Linked DNA regions of Mus musculus: region 1 is linked to region 2. Evidence: chromatin loops called from intact Hi-C (ENCODE). Cell type or tissue: left cerebral cortex. All regions are shown on one strand. Links, peaks and the distances in the headings refer to the core of each region. The heading gives the core; the rest is flanking DNA.

Region 1 (7,714 bases), core at 2,101-6,100, 190 kb after region 2:
CAAAAGAACACACATGGTATGCAGTCACTGATAAGTGGATGTTAGCCCAGAAGCTCAGAATACCCAAGATACAATATGGAAAACACATGAAACTCAATAAGAAGGAAGAACAAAGTGTGGATACTTCAATCCTTCTTAGAAGGGGTAACAAAATATCCATGGAAGGAGTTACAGAGACAAAGTTTGGAGCAGTGACTGAAGGAATGACCATCCAGAAACTGCCCCATCTAGAGATCCATCCCATAAACAACCAGCAAACCCAGACACTATTGCAGATGCCAATAAGTGCTTGCTGACAGGAGACTGATATAGCTATCTCCTGAGAGGCTCTGCCTGTGTTTGACAAATACAGAAGTGGATGCTCACAGTCATCCATTACATGTACCACAGGGTGCACAATGAAGGAGCTAGAGAATGTACCCAAGGCGCTGAAGGGTTTTGCAGCCCCCTAGGAGGAATAACAATATGAACCATCCAGTACCCCCCAGAGCTCCCTTTGATTAAAGCACCAATCAAAGAAAACACATAGAGGGATTTCTGGCTCTAACTGCATATGTAAAGAGGATGGTCTAGTAGGTCATCAATGGGAAGAGAGGCCCTTGGTCCTCTGAATGTTCTATGTGCCAGTGTAGGAGAATGGAAGGGCCAGGAAGTGGGAGAGGAGTGGGTTGGGGAGCAGGGGGGTGGGGAGAGAGGATAGGGGATTTTTGGAGGGGAAAGTAGGAAAGGGGATATAATTTGAAGTGTAAATGAAGAAAATTTTTAAGAAAAAAAGAAAAAATATGTAATCAACGAATACATAAATTTGTTGTTTCCACTGTCCCACAAATTCTCATTTAACTTTTCATGAATCACAAACTTACTGATAGACTTCGTAAATCTGGCAGGCTCAGTTCAATGTTATCCTCTATAGAGTATTTATCTTTTACACATGGATGAGCCCACAGTCATGTTTTTCAGACCTTGTGCCCTTTATAAAACGTTAGGCCCTATGCATAGGTAAAGAGTTCCTCTCTGAGCTTTGTATGGTCTAATCTGTTTTCTGAGGCATTCTCTTAGGTGCTTCTGTAGAAGACATGTGCCCTCCCCCCAACTTTTGCTGCATTCCCAAACAGCTGGGTTAATTTTCCTTTTATTTTCTATCACCTGTCTTTTTTTAAAATTATTTTATTTTTAATTTATTTTTTTACACTCCACATTCCATTCCCCACACCCCATTCACCCACTCACAGTTCCATATTTGACACCTCCCCCTCATCCCATTCCATCTCCAAGTAGAAGCCCCCCACCCCCACCCCAACTGGCCACTAAACTCCCTGAGACATTTTTATCTGGATGAAAGTTTTAAGTGTTTTGTCATGTTGAGAAGTTGTTTCAGCCTTTTTTGAAGAATGAAAACTATCAAATATAGAAAATAAGAAGTTAAGGTTTTCATTTCAAACAAATGATAAGATGTGTGAATGTTAATCGGACTTTATACAAAGGGAGACAGAAAGGTTTACAAACACACACACACACACACACACACATCGTACATACATAGATTCATACATATGTGTAGCAAGGAGGCTAGGCAGTCCCCCAGCTGTTGTGCAGCTTAAGGCATATAAAAATATAAAGACTTAGTGTGTGTTTATGTGTGTGTGTGTGTGTGTGTGTGTGTGTGTGTGTGTCTTTCATTCAGGAACATAAACCATTGAGGTGGAAACCAATGCCACACTGGAATTTAATAATAATTAATACTACATATGGAATCCTCAATGTGGGGCAAGAACTCACTTTTAAAAATTAATTGGTGATCCCTAAATGGAAAACATATACCATCCCTTTAAAATTAGGAGGCTGGGTGAATTGGTTTCTTAACTAAGGTGGGGATGCTGACAGTTTCTGCTGAGAGAAGGCAGGCCACAGAAAGCAAGCTTGAATCTGATGGGAATGGAAAGGTTGATGATAATTTAAAAGGTTGATCCTTCACAAGCAGCCAAATTCTTTGAATGCACAGAAATTCTGCGATAGCTTATCATGGCATTCATCCATAAATCATCCTGAAAAGAGGCTCATACAGAAAACAGAAGTAAATTAATTGAAGTTAAATACCCAGGGAAGGATGTTAATTCAAGTTATACAATAGAAAGGTTATATAAATTATCTATTTGTAGATACGAATCTCCTTCGAATGGAGGAATAATGGAAAATTGCATTGTTTTAAGAATGGAGGGGAGAAATAGTGGTAATTGCTTTCAGAGGTTTTTGAACATTACCTTTTGAACAATCCTATTAGCAAACACCAAGTCTAGTTCTATCTGGGGAATTTTTCCCCCTATGGAAAAAATTATGCAGTGTCTACTAAAACCCAGATTGGGAGAAGCATCATCATTGTTTTAAAACTACCCAAATGGAATTAAATATCGAACTGCCCATTTTGACAGCCAACAAGGAAAAATAGTTATGAAATGCCTTGCCTGCGACCACACCTCAGGGAGCATGGCTGTGGCTTGGCTCACACTTCAGAAGATACATTTCCTTACCAAAAGGAAGGCATGGATGAAAGAGGTTATGGTTTTATGTGCTGGCCAATAAACAGGATAGGAAAAGCCAATGCTCAGCTGGGTGCTTTTTTCCTTAAAAGTTATCATTGTATGTGGTACCATGGCATACATGTCCTCATGGAATCACTGCTTTGTGGACCCTGAAGGGGCCAGAGGACAACATGAAGGAGCCTAATCTCTTTTTACTATGGGATCCAGTAATCAAATTCATGCCTCAGGCTTGTTCAGCAAGCTCTTTACCTGCTGAGCCAACTCCTAGGCCCCTTGTTTCCCTTTGGTTCAGTTTGAGATCCTCTCCCACACCTTGGGATGGTGTCCCTCAAATTCAGGGTAGGTCTTCCCTCCTCTGTAGCATCTTCCTCGAAACACCTTCACAGACACACTCAGAGGTGCATCTCCTATTTCAGTCCAATCCAGTCAGGTTGGCAATGCTTGACCTTTCTCTGCACACAGCCCATCTTTAGCTATAGAGGTTGAGACAGGAAAATGTTGGAGACAGGCTAAATAATTGTTTTCTCTCTGTTTTAAAATCACTATAAACTCTCATGGAAGATGCAGGTGGGATAGTTTCTATTTATCCCTAAATAATTCTCTGCTCAACTGGAAGGAGTCTGACAATTGTTCATTTGATATTTACTGACTGCCCAAAATGTGTATCACCCTTCAAATGAAGATATAACCTTGAGAAAATTGAATTCTCTCATCCCCAGGAAGCTTGCTTTCTGATGACAGCACATAGACAAATTACCACAGAAAATACCTAATATGTGAAACAAAAAAGAAGATAAGGTTTTCTAGGGAACAGTAAGAGGAGGCCTCCGAAGACGGCAACACCTAAATAAGTGTGGGAAGATATCCCGTCCCGTGGGATTCAGTTATTCGTGGGTGTGAGGGGGACCACAAACCTGGAAGGAGATGGAAGGAAGAAAAATAGGAATAGGAGACCAGGAAGGGTACCTATCAAGGTCTCGTTTACTATGCTGAGGTGCCTTCTTTTTAAAGCATACATCGCGGGGAATATGGGAGGGGTCGAGGGAGAATTATACAAAGAACAAAGAAGTGGGCATCTGCTGACATGGGGGCCGAAGTCAGGCGCTAAGCAGCGGGCACTTTTCATCTTATCTCTGGAACATCGATCCTCCTTGACAGCCTTGGGTGTCAGGCTGGGCTCAGGCGTGACTCATGTCCTTGGTTGTCATAGGAACTCAGGAAGAGATAGGGAAGAGGGGACTGTAATTCAGCTTTTACAGCCTTAGGTGCCAGGAAGGGAATAGGGAGGAAGGGAGTGATAACCAGCTCTTAGCACGAGGCCATTTGGCCTGTTAGGGAGATTGTGAAGGGCTCACTTTCTCACGGGATGGTCTCTGACAGGAAGACAGTATACATGTATGACATATTTAACATTTCTTATGATGAGATTTCATCTGACATGGGGAATCAGAGATAAACACCCCATAATAGACTCATTCTTTTCATGAATACACTGAAGGCATTGGACAGATCAAGTAGTATCTATTATAATAATATAATATAACAAGCTAGGAACTGGAGAGTGAGCTAGAATGCTGTCTCCGCTCTTTGCTGAGGCATCAGGGGATGAGGCTAGAATTTGCCTTAATATTTATGGGTTTTTGGCATACCTCAGGAGACCTGGAATACATAACCCCCTTAAGCTCTTAGAGTCCTAGTTCCTAAGAGTTAAGGTAAACATTTTCTATTCTGGATGAATTCTACACAGTTTATAGCAGTGAACTCCAACCTTCCCATTACTCTGGAAATCTTTCACTTACTGCAAATAAGAATGTCCTGACCATTTGCATAGAGATGGATTTTGATCATCAGAAGGAAAGAAGATATGGGATGAACACATGACAGGAGGCTAAACTGGTGTGTCTCCATAACCTACCACTAGGGGCAGGAGCCTGGCAAGGAGCCCAGTAGGTCCTGAGACAGGGTCCCAGGCTGTTGCTACCTTATTCAAGTACAAGAGAAACACTATAGGGACAGAGACCTTGTGAGGGAAAATTACCCCATCCTCTAGCAGGACTTACTTTGAAAACACATTAGTAAGACCCTTAGAGGGATTCCTTTGATGACAGTTGGAGCAGGCCTATGGTGGGAGAGACTGTGTTTCCATGATATACTGGTGAGGTCCTGTAGTGTTTTGGTAAGTAGGAAACTGAAACTCATGGAGATTGTGCTCAAGGTTACTGAATCCCTCTGCTTCCAGGTGAGGGCAGATGGCACTTTTCTGAGCCCTGAATATTTGTTCTATATTTATTTCATCTAGTATCTCTTGATCATTAATGAAACAAATGTAAATTCTTCTAAAAGGGTGTCTAGTTGCCTCAGGCCATGCAATTTGGAAACACACTCCATGATGTGGTCATAGCTATAACAAAATGAGATATTTTTTTCCTTTTTTTGAGACAGGATCCCATGAAGCCCAGGCTGGCCTTGAACTCACTATATAGCCAAGGATAATTATGAGTTCCTGATCTTCTTGCTTCCATTTTCCAAATCCTAAGATTATAGGCATGCACCACAACATCTGACAGATTCTTTCTTTCAAGAAAATCACAGGAATACAAGAAAGAAATGGAGTAAGAAAAATGTCCTATAAAAAATAGTAATGAATTATAGAAATAGTAGGATATTAGAGGGAGCAAGAGAGACACAGAGAGAGCGCATAAAGTTGGGAGAGGTGTTAAATTTGGGAGGAGTGGGAGGAAATATGATAAAAATTTACTGTATGCATCTATAAATTTTCCAAAACTTAAAAAGATTCTTTAATAAAACACCATAAAGAACTAACAATATTTAGGGGTCCAAATAAATTGTGAGGCATTAAGAGGCCTTGTGATCATTAATGACCCACTGGCAATCCTGGAGGCCTAATGAAACCTGGGACATCTAGAGACCTGTAGCTATCAGTGACTACCTGAAGCCATCAGTGACTACCAGCTCTGCCTGTAACTCTGGAAGCCTGCTGCCACTCAGGACACACAACTCTCCTTGCAATCTCAGTGGCCTGCTGCCATCAGATTACCAGCTCTATCTGTATCCCTGGAGTCCTGCGGCCCTCGGGGACATCCAGGTCTGCTAACACCAGAGACTCAGAGCTTTCTTAATCCACAAATCGTCTCTCTGTTATGTTGGTATGTTAGCAGTTTATAAATGAGATCTGAACATTTCTTATCACAAATTATTTAGTGGTTTATACCTGAAAAATTGCTGTATAATTTGCATTATATACTTAATTTAAAATAGAAGAAAAATGGATACTGATTAAATGCATATTTAATTTCAACAATATTCTGGTTTAATGTTAACACGTTAATATCAGATGAATAATTCACTTTGGATATCAAATACCAAGTGCTATCTTAGGTAGTTGATTAATGACATACATCTGGAAATCTTGTCTCCATGCATAGATTAGACTGGCCTAGAAATTTTGTACCCGAGGATAGCTGTAATCTTATGGATCTATTACTTCTATCTCTCCATTCTGGAATACAGACATGAATCTCATTGTCATGATATTTTGTTTATTTTTCTGTTTCTTGTATGTTACACATAATACTGTATTTATAATTTACCTCATATATATACTCTCATAATTCACTAATCTGAATGCAGGTTGTTTTTCATATCTGTTATCGCTACTGATATGAAACACACTCAAATATTTTTTCCTTTAGATATGAAAAATCTCTGATGCTGTGGTCTGCTAGTCTCTGTAAATTTATTTCTTGATTTAGGGTGGTATGCCCCCTTCTGGAAAATTATTGAAGTGTGAGCAAGACCATATTTAGCCAGTTTTTTTTCCATTTTTTTTACTAGGTATTTAGCTCATTTACATTTCCAATGCTATACCAAAAGTCCCCCATACCCCCCCCCCCCACTCCCATACCCATCAACTCCCACTTCTTGGCCCTGGCGTTCCCCTGTACTGGGGCATATAAAGTTTGCAAGTCCAATGGGCCTCTCTTTCAAGTGATGGCCTATTAGGCCATCTTTTGATACATATGCAACTAGAGACAAGAGCTCTGGGGTACTGGTTAGTTCATATTTAGCCAGTTTTAATCCTGCTAATTTCTAGACTTCTCTAGAACATGACTTTGTGGAATAAACCTTTTTGGTACTGATGGTGTCCAGGCATGATGAGGTGGAGAAAACTGGCTTGTTTTATTCTCTGCCATTTTTCCAAAGTTAGAAGCCTCTTTAAATTCACTGAAGCTGTGGGAAACATGATTGTTAGTTTCTGTTGGGTTTGCCTTTACTTTGAGATTAAATCTTCTCTGATCCTATGCTTAAAGTAATGTCCTCAAGGATTTCCACAGAGCTAATCTGGGCTTCTTCTTGCATCTCTGTCCCATGTTTATTTTGGAAGTTGGGGCCCGAATATCTGAGGCACTGTTCATGTTCTCATTATCAGAGTAGATATGAGGATGAGAGACAACAAACAAATTTAGCTTCATTTTTAAATTTTTTTTCTTTCCCTTCCTATCCATTAAGATTTTTTATAGGACATTTTTCTTGCTCTGTTTCTTTCCTGTGTTCTTTGTGGTTTTTTTTTCTCAGCATATCTTATCATGTTTGCAGAATGGTTAATCTGAGATAGCTCTTTTTAAGTTTCAAAAAAGTCACCTGATTTAAATATGTCTTGGATTTTAACCAAACCTTTAAGATGACATAGTGGATTTCTGTTGGTGATGAGGAAGCCAATCACTTTCAGTGTTTTCTTATGCTTTCTCTGGTGACATTTTTGCCTGTTGATTGACACCAGGCACCCACTCACACATTGTCCAGGCATTTGCTTTTTATTTTCTGTCAGCTTTGCATGGGTTCCTCCAGCCCAGCCCAGCTGCTCAGAATTTATAAACCAGGCCTTTGCATTGTGACTGATCTACATCTGAAAGGCAGGTGGAGCAAGATGGAATCACAGACTCAGGTCCTCATCTCCTTGCTGTTCTGGGTATCTGGTAAGAAATTTAAAGTAGTAAAACCTTTTCAAAGTTTCATCTTTGTAATAAGCAATTTACAATATATGCCAGTGTATAGTATTTCTTACACAATGATGTTTTGATATTATGACATTTTAAGGACATTTAAATGACAAATTACAACTGTTGTTATAATATATATTAGTGTAGATATGC
Region 2 (7,714 bases), core at 1,178-5,177:
GGTCTGCTGTGTTCTCTAGTGTACCCAGCAGCAGTAAGGTTGATCTTTTCTTGCTGCACTCCATCTTGTGGTCCACACAGAGGCCTGCAATCCTGGAGGCCTGCAGCCATCAGGGATCAACAGGTGAGAGTCCCAATCCAATTCCCTTCCTGGTGGCCCCTCCAGAAAAACACAGCAGGGAGTTGCTCCTATACTGTTTACTCTTTATGCCCTGAGGCACAGCTCTGCCTGCTTCTCTGGAGTCCTGCTACCATCCAGGACCTGCCCTCTCCTCCAGCAAGCCCAGCAGCTGTGAGGTTTGCCCTGCCCTCTATTTCCTATCTCTACTGGTCCACACCTCTATTGGCAATCCTTGAGGCCTGCTGAAACCTGGGACATCCAGAGACCTGTAGCTATCAGTGACTACCTGAAGCCATCAGTGACTACCAGCTCTGCCTGTATCTCTGGAAGCCTGCTGCCACTCAGGACAAACGGCTCTCCTTGCAGTCCCAGTGGCCTGCTGCCATCAGATTACCAGCTTTACCTGTATCCCTGGAGTCCTGCTGCCCTCAGGGACAACCAGGTCTGCCAACACCAGAAATTCAGAGCTTTCTTAATCCACAAATCGTCTCTCTGTTATGTTGGTATGTTAGCAGTTTATAAATGAGATCTGAACATTTCTTATCACAAATTATTTAGTGTTTTATACCTGAAAAATTGCTGTATAATTTGCATTACATACTTAATGTAAAATAGAAGAAAAATGGATACCGATTAAATGCATATTTAATTTCAACAATATTCTGGTTTAATGTTAACACATTAATATCAGATGAATAATTCACTTTGGATATCAAATACCAAGTGCTATCTTAGGTAGTTGGTTAATGACATACATCTAGAAATCTTGTCTCCATGCATAGATTAGAATGGCCTAGAAATTTTGTACCCTAGGATAGCTGTAATCTTATGGATCTATTACTTTTATCTCTCCATTCTGGAATACAGATATGAATCTCATTGTCACGATATTTTGTTTATTTTTCTGTTTCTTGTATGTTACACATAATACTATATTTATAATTTACCTCATATATATATATATATACTCTCATAATTCACTAATCTGAATGCAGGCGGTTTTTCATATCTGTTATCGCTACTGATATGAAACACACGCAAACATTTTTTTTCCCTTTAGATGTGAAAAATCTCAGATGTTGTGGTCTATCTCTGTAAATTTATTTCTTGATTTAGGGTGGTATGCCCCCTTCTGGAGAATTTCTGAAGTGTGAGCAAGACCATATTTCGCCAGTTTTAATCCTGCTAATTTCTAGACTTCTCTAGAACATGCCTTTGTGAAATAAACCTTTTTGGTATTGATGGTGTCCAGGCATGATGAGGTGGAGAAAACTGATTTGTTTTATTCTCGGCCATTTTCCCAAAGTTAGAAACCTCTTTAAGTTCCCTGAAGCAGTGGGAAACATGATTGTTAGTTTCTGTTGGGTTTGCCTTTGCTTTGAGATTAAATCTTCTCTGATCCTATGCTTAAAGTAATGTCCCCAAGGATTTCCAAAGAGCTAATCTGGGCTTCTTCTTGCATCTCTGTCCCATGTTTATTTTGGAAGTTGGGTCCCAAATGTCTGAGGCACTGTCCATGTTCTCCTTGTAAGAGTAGATATGAGGATGAGAGACAATAAACAAATTTAGCTTCATTTTTAAAATTTTTTTCTTTCCCGTCCTATCCATTACTATTTTTTATAGGACATTTTTCTTGCTCTGTTTCTTTCCTGTATTCTTGTGATTTTTTTCTCAGCATATTTTATCATGTTTTCTAGAATGGTTAATCTGAGATAGCTCTCCTAAAGTTTCAAAAATAGTCAACTGATTTAAATATGTCTTGGATTTTAACCAAACCTTTAAGATGACATAGTGGATTTTTGTTGGTGATGAGGAAGCCAATCATTTTCAGTGTTTTCTTATGCTTTCTCTGGTGACATTTTTGCCTTTTGATTGACACCAGGCACCCACTCACACATTGTCCAGGCATTTGCTATTTATTTTCTGTCAGCTTTGCATGGGTTCCTCCAGCCCAGCCCACCTTCTCAGAATTTATAAACCAGGCCTTTGCATTGTGACTGATCTACATCTGAAAGGCAGGTGGAGCAAGATGGAATCACAGACTCAGGTCCTCATGTCCCTGCTGTTCTGGGTATCTGGTAAGAAATTTAAAGTATTAAAACCTTTTCAAAGTTTCATCTTTGTAATAAGCAATTTATAATATATGCCAGTATATAGTATTTCTTACACAATAATGTTTTGATATTATGACATTTTAAGGACATTTAAATGACAAATTACAACTGTAATTATAATACATATATATTAGTGTAGCTATGCATTTTCACTGTCTATTCATTATTTCAGGTACCTGTGGGGACATTGTGATGACACAGTCTCCATCCTCCCTGACTGTGACAGCAGGAGAGAAGGTCACTATGAGCTGCAAGTCCAGTCAGAGTCTGTTAAACAGTGGAAATCAAAAGAACTACTTGACCTGGTACCAGCAGAAACCAGGGCAGCCTCCTAAACTGTTGATCTACTGGGCATCCACTAGGGAATCTGGGGTCCCTGATCGCTTCACAGGCAGTGGATCTGGAACAGATTTCACTCTCACCATCAGCAGTGTGCAGGCTGAAGACCTGGCAGTTTATTACTGTCAGAATGATTATAGTTATCCTCCCACAGTGCTTCAGCCTCCTACACAAACCTCCTTAAGAGTCTCAACAACAGTGTACATCACACACAGCCCTGGCTATGCACACTTCCTCCTTCTGCCTGACACCTAGCATGCCTGAAAAACTGAAGAAAATGTTTACAGAGCCCAGTATAAAATAATGTCTTCCATGCGTCTTATGTTTTTGGTATAAGTATTCTATACACCAAAATTCAGAAAAATACCACAGTATTGATTTTCTTTTCATTCTGTAACAATTTATCACAAACTTCGTTGATTGAATATGAGGAGTTGATCTTTTTATAGTTCTATATATCTGGTATCCAATGTAAGCAACTATGTGCTGATGTGGTGATGTTGGGAAACTGTCTTGGTTAGGAGTATACAAAAAATATTTGTTTCTTGCTTTTTCTACTACATAGGGGCTTTTCTTACTTGCTTAGTGATATCCATATTTTTCTGAATTTTTCCTTTTCTGATTCTTCTATTTACATTCCTTTTTCATTTTTGTTAGATATTTTCTTCATTTACATTTCAAATGCTATCCCTAAAGCCCCCTATTCTCTCTCCCTGTCCTGCACCCTAACCCACCTACTCCTGCTTCCTGGCCCTGGTATTCCCCTGTACTGGGGCATATGATCTTTGCAATACCAAGGACCTCTTCTCCCATTGATGGCCAACTAGGTCATCTTCTGCTACTATGCAACCAGAGACACAGCTATGGGGGTACTGGTTAGTTCATATCATTGTTCCTCCTATAGGGTTGCAGACCCCTTTAGCTCCTTGGGTACTTTCTCTAGCTTCTTCATTGGGGGCCCTGTGATCCATTCAATAGGTGGCTGTGGACATCCACTTCTGTATTTGCCAGACATTGGCATAGACTCACATGAGAGAGCTATGTCAGGGTCCTGTCAGCAAAATATTTCTGGTATACGCAGTAGTATCTGGGTTTGGTGCATGGATCCCTTGGTGAGGAAATCTCTGGATGGTCTTTCCTTTCATCTTAGCTCCGAACTTTGTCTCTGTAACTCCTTCCATGGGTACTTTGTTCCAGATTCTAAAAAGGAATGAAGTATCCACACTTTGGTCTTCCTTCTTCTTGAGTTTCATGTGTTTTGTAAATTGTATCTTGGATTTTCTAAGTTTTTGGGATAATATCTGCTTTTCAGTGAGTGCATACCATGTGTGTTCTTTTCTGACTGGGTTACCTCACTCAGGATGATATTCGCAAGATGCAGCCATTTGCCTAATAACTTCATGAATTCATTGTTTTTAATTCCTGAGTAGTACTCCATTTTGTAAATATACCACATTTTCTGTATTCATTCCTCTGTTGAGGGACATCTGGGTTCTTTCCAGCTCCTGGCTATTACAAATAAGGCGCTATGAACATAGTGGAGCATGTGTCCTTTTTACAGGTTGGAATATCTTCTGGGTATATGCCCAGGAGAGGAATTACTGGATCTTCCGGTAGGACTATGTCCAATTTCTGAGGAACCACCAGACTGATTTCCAGAGTGGTTGTACAAGCTTGCAATCCCACCAACAATGGAGGAGTGTTCCTCTTTCTCCACATCCTCGCCAGCATCTGCTGTCACCTGAATTTTTGATCTTAGCCACTCTGACTGGTGTGAGGTGGAATCTCAGGGTTGTTTTGATTTGCATTTCCCTAATGATAAAGGATGTTGAACATTTTTTTTTCAGGTGCTTCTCAGCTATTCAGTATTCCTCAGTTGAGAATTCTTTGTTTAGCTCTGTACCCTATTATTTTTTATAGGGTTATATGATTTTCTGGAGTCCATCTTCTTGAGTTCTTTATATACATTGGATATTAGTCCCCTATCTGATTTAGGATTGTTAAAGATCCTTTCCTAATCTGTGGGTGGACTTTTTGTCTTATTGACAGTATCTTTTGCTTTGAAATTTTATGAGGTCCCATTTGTCAATTCTCCATCTTACAGCACAAGCCATTGCTGTTCTGTTTAGGAATTTCCCCCCTGTACCCATATCTTCGAGGCCTTTTCCCACTTTCTCCTCTATAAGTTTCAGTGTCTCTGGTTTTATGTGGAGTTCCTCGATTCACTTAGACTTGAGCTTTGTATAAGGAGCTAAGAATAGTTCAATTTGCATTCTTCTACATGATAACCACCAGTTGTGACAGCATTGTTTGTTGAAATACTGTCTGGGTTCTTTCCAGCTTCTGGCTATTATAAATAAAGCTGCTACAGGGCCCCCAATGGAGGAACTAGAGGAAGTACCCAAGGAGCTGAAGGGGTCTGCAACCCTATAGGAGGAACAACAATATGAACTAACTAGTACCCCCAGAGCTTGTGTCTCTAGCTGCATATGTAGCAGAAGATGGCCTAGTTAGCCTTCATTGAGAGGAGAGGCCCTTAGTCTTTCAAAGATTATGTGCCCCAGTAAGGGGAATGCCAGGGCCAGAGAGTGGGAGTGGGTGGGTTGGGGAGCAGGGCAGGGGAAGTGTATAGGGGACTTTTGGGATAGCATTTGAAATGTAAATGAAGAAAATATCTAATAAAAATGTTTTTTAAAAAAAGACTAGACTGTGAACAAGCTTGTAGGGCATTTTCTTAATTCCTGATTGACAGTAAAAAATCCAGTCCATTGTGGGTGAGGCCAGCCCTTTGTCTTGTAGCTGCGTTCTATAGCAAATAGAACTGAGAAAGCCATGAGTGTGGAAGCAAGTAAGCAACACTTCTCCATGGCTTCTGGTCAGCTCCTGCCTCTGTGTTCCTACCCTGTTTAAATTCCTGCTCTAACTTTCTTCAGTGATGGGCTGTTATGTGGACTGTTACACCTGGAAGTGTAAGTCTACTAAATTCTTGCATCCTTTAAGTTTATTGTGGTCATGATATTTCATCGTAATAGTAATCGCAGCTAAGACACACACTTACCCTCTTTTTCTTTGTGTTCCATGTTTTGTTTCTCCACAAGTCTTCTTCCCTCTCCTAGTTTCCCTACTACACACCCATTACAATTATGATTATATTTATATAATTGAGTTTAAAATCTAAGATTTATAAGTGAGATAGTACATGTAACAGTTTTGTTTCCAAGCCATTTGCCCATCCCCTGCTTCTTCCGTATGGGTCACATATCACTCTGAATTCTTCTTATCTACTCTCAAATCTGGAAACCCAGAAATCTCACACCATCCTAAAGAAATATGATGTTGTGTTGATAGACTCTAACTTTCAGGCTTCCATCTAATATTCATGAGTTAATTTAATATTTTAAAGGCAAAATCCAAGGCCCCATGTAAATAATGCTAATTAATGCTTTATATGTATTCCTTAAAAATAAACTGATTAACTGGTTTTGGACTTCATGGATACAGTAAGACATGACAGTATTATGGAACACATACAATTGTTTATGTTTTATTTGTATCTTCCTCCAGGTGTAATATCCTATCTGCTGAAGGATTAACCCTTTTTAATAATTTTCTATTGTTGTGATAAATACCATGAACAAACAAACTTGTAAAGAAAGGATTCCTATGGACACTCAGAGGGTTAGACTATGAAAGCCAAAAGAAGGCAGAAGGCTCACATCTCAAACTGTATGTATGTATGTATGTATGTATGTATGTATGTATGTATGTATGTATGTGGATGGATAAGAATCACCATATAAATGCTTGGAATGAGTCAAACCTGAGTGTTTTACAAGAGAAGAAGCAAGTGATCTGAACAACTGAGCTAACTTTCTGCCCTGAAACTTTTCTTCCTCCCTCCCTCCCTCCCTCCCTCCCTCCCTCCCTCCCTCCCTCCCTCCCTCCCTCCCTCCCTCTCTCTCTTTCTTTCTTTCATTCTTCCTTTCTTTCATCTTCCTTTCTCTCCTTCCTTCCTTTCTTTTAAATTTTTTCTCCTTTTTATACCCTCCATTCATTTTCTCCTCTCCAGTTTTCCTTCCCTTCCCAACCCCAAATTTCTTCTCCTCTTCTACATCACCTACCTTCTTTCATTTCTCTTGCCTCTCTTTTCCCTTCTTTCTTTTCTTTCTAATTTTTCACTTCTTCTGTTGTTGCCCACCATATTTATTGTTTCCTCATGATTGCAACAAAAGTAGTCCTTGTACTATTTCTGAAAAACTCACCTGCTATAAATTATTTGAGTTTAATGGAAGCCTATTATGAGAGAATCTAGAGCTCTAAGTTGGTTCTTGAACTTCATTCTCAGTGATTGTTTACTGTTTCTGATGGTATTTTTGGCTGTTGATTTAACCTGGATTCTCTCACAGCTCTTGGTCCAGGTCATTTACTTCCTTTTTTGATGACTACTTTGCATAAGTCCCTAGAGGCCAGCCCAGCTGTCCATGATTTATAACCTAGGCCTTTGCAGTGAGATCTGAAATGCATCAGACCAGCATGGGCATCAAGATGGAATCACAGACTCTGGTCTTCATATCCATACTGCTCTGGTTATATGGTAAAACATTTAAAAGTACTATAATATCTTAAAATAATTAATTTGTAGAGAAATAGCTATTTCCTATAGGATGCCAATAGCATGCAGACAATGCAATTAGAAAAGTTATTTTAAAATCTAAAATCTTGCTGGCATATGCGATGGTGACTGCGTTTGGAGGCTGATTTTTGGATGGATCCCCCCCCCCAAAAAAAGAAAAGAAAAGTTATTTTAGATTCCAACGATTATATTATGAAGTCTTTTGTGTGTGTGTGTGTGTATATATATATATACTCATTGTTTCTGATTTCAGGTGCTGATGGGAACATTGTAATGACCCAATCTCCCAAATCCATGTCCATGTCAGTAGGAGAGAGGGTCACCTTGAGCTGCAAGGCCAGTGAGAATGTGGGTACTTATGTATCCTGGTATCAACAGAAACCAGAGCAGTCTCCTAAACTGCTGATATACGGGGCATCCAACCGGTACACTGGGGTCCCCGATCGCTTCACAGGCAGTGGATCTGCAACAGATTTCACTCTGACCATCAGCAGTGTGCAGGCTGAAG

The links. Peaks named below come from ENCODE experiments on the same cell type or tissue, not always from the same donor. Only the 100,000 strongest peaks of a DNase experiment are listed, where the experiment ranks them.
Region 1: a loop joins it to region 2, with 4 times the contacts of the local background. A loop is called at or near these places in 5 of 42 quality-filtered maps.

What each region holds. Positions count from the first base shown.
Region 1 is chr6:70,143,936-70,151,649 of GRCm38, reverse strand. It overlaps Igk and Igkv8-28. Among named protein-coding and RNA genes, the nearest start is that of Gm46962, 73 kb to the left of the region's middle. In left cerebral cortex, for the core only: a CTCF peak has its summit at 4,437; DNase peaks (open chromatin) are centred at 3,755 and 4,478.
Region 2 is chr6:70,335,884-70,343,597 of GRCm38, reverse strand. It overlaps Igk, Igkv6-20 and Igkv8-19. Among named protein-coding and RNA genes, the nearest start is that of Gm46962, 120 kb to the right of the region's middle. In left cerebral cortex, for the core only: a CTCF peak has its summit at 1,249 (motif pointing left); DNase peaks (open chromatin) are centred at 1,282, 2,023 and 2,696.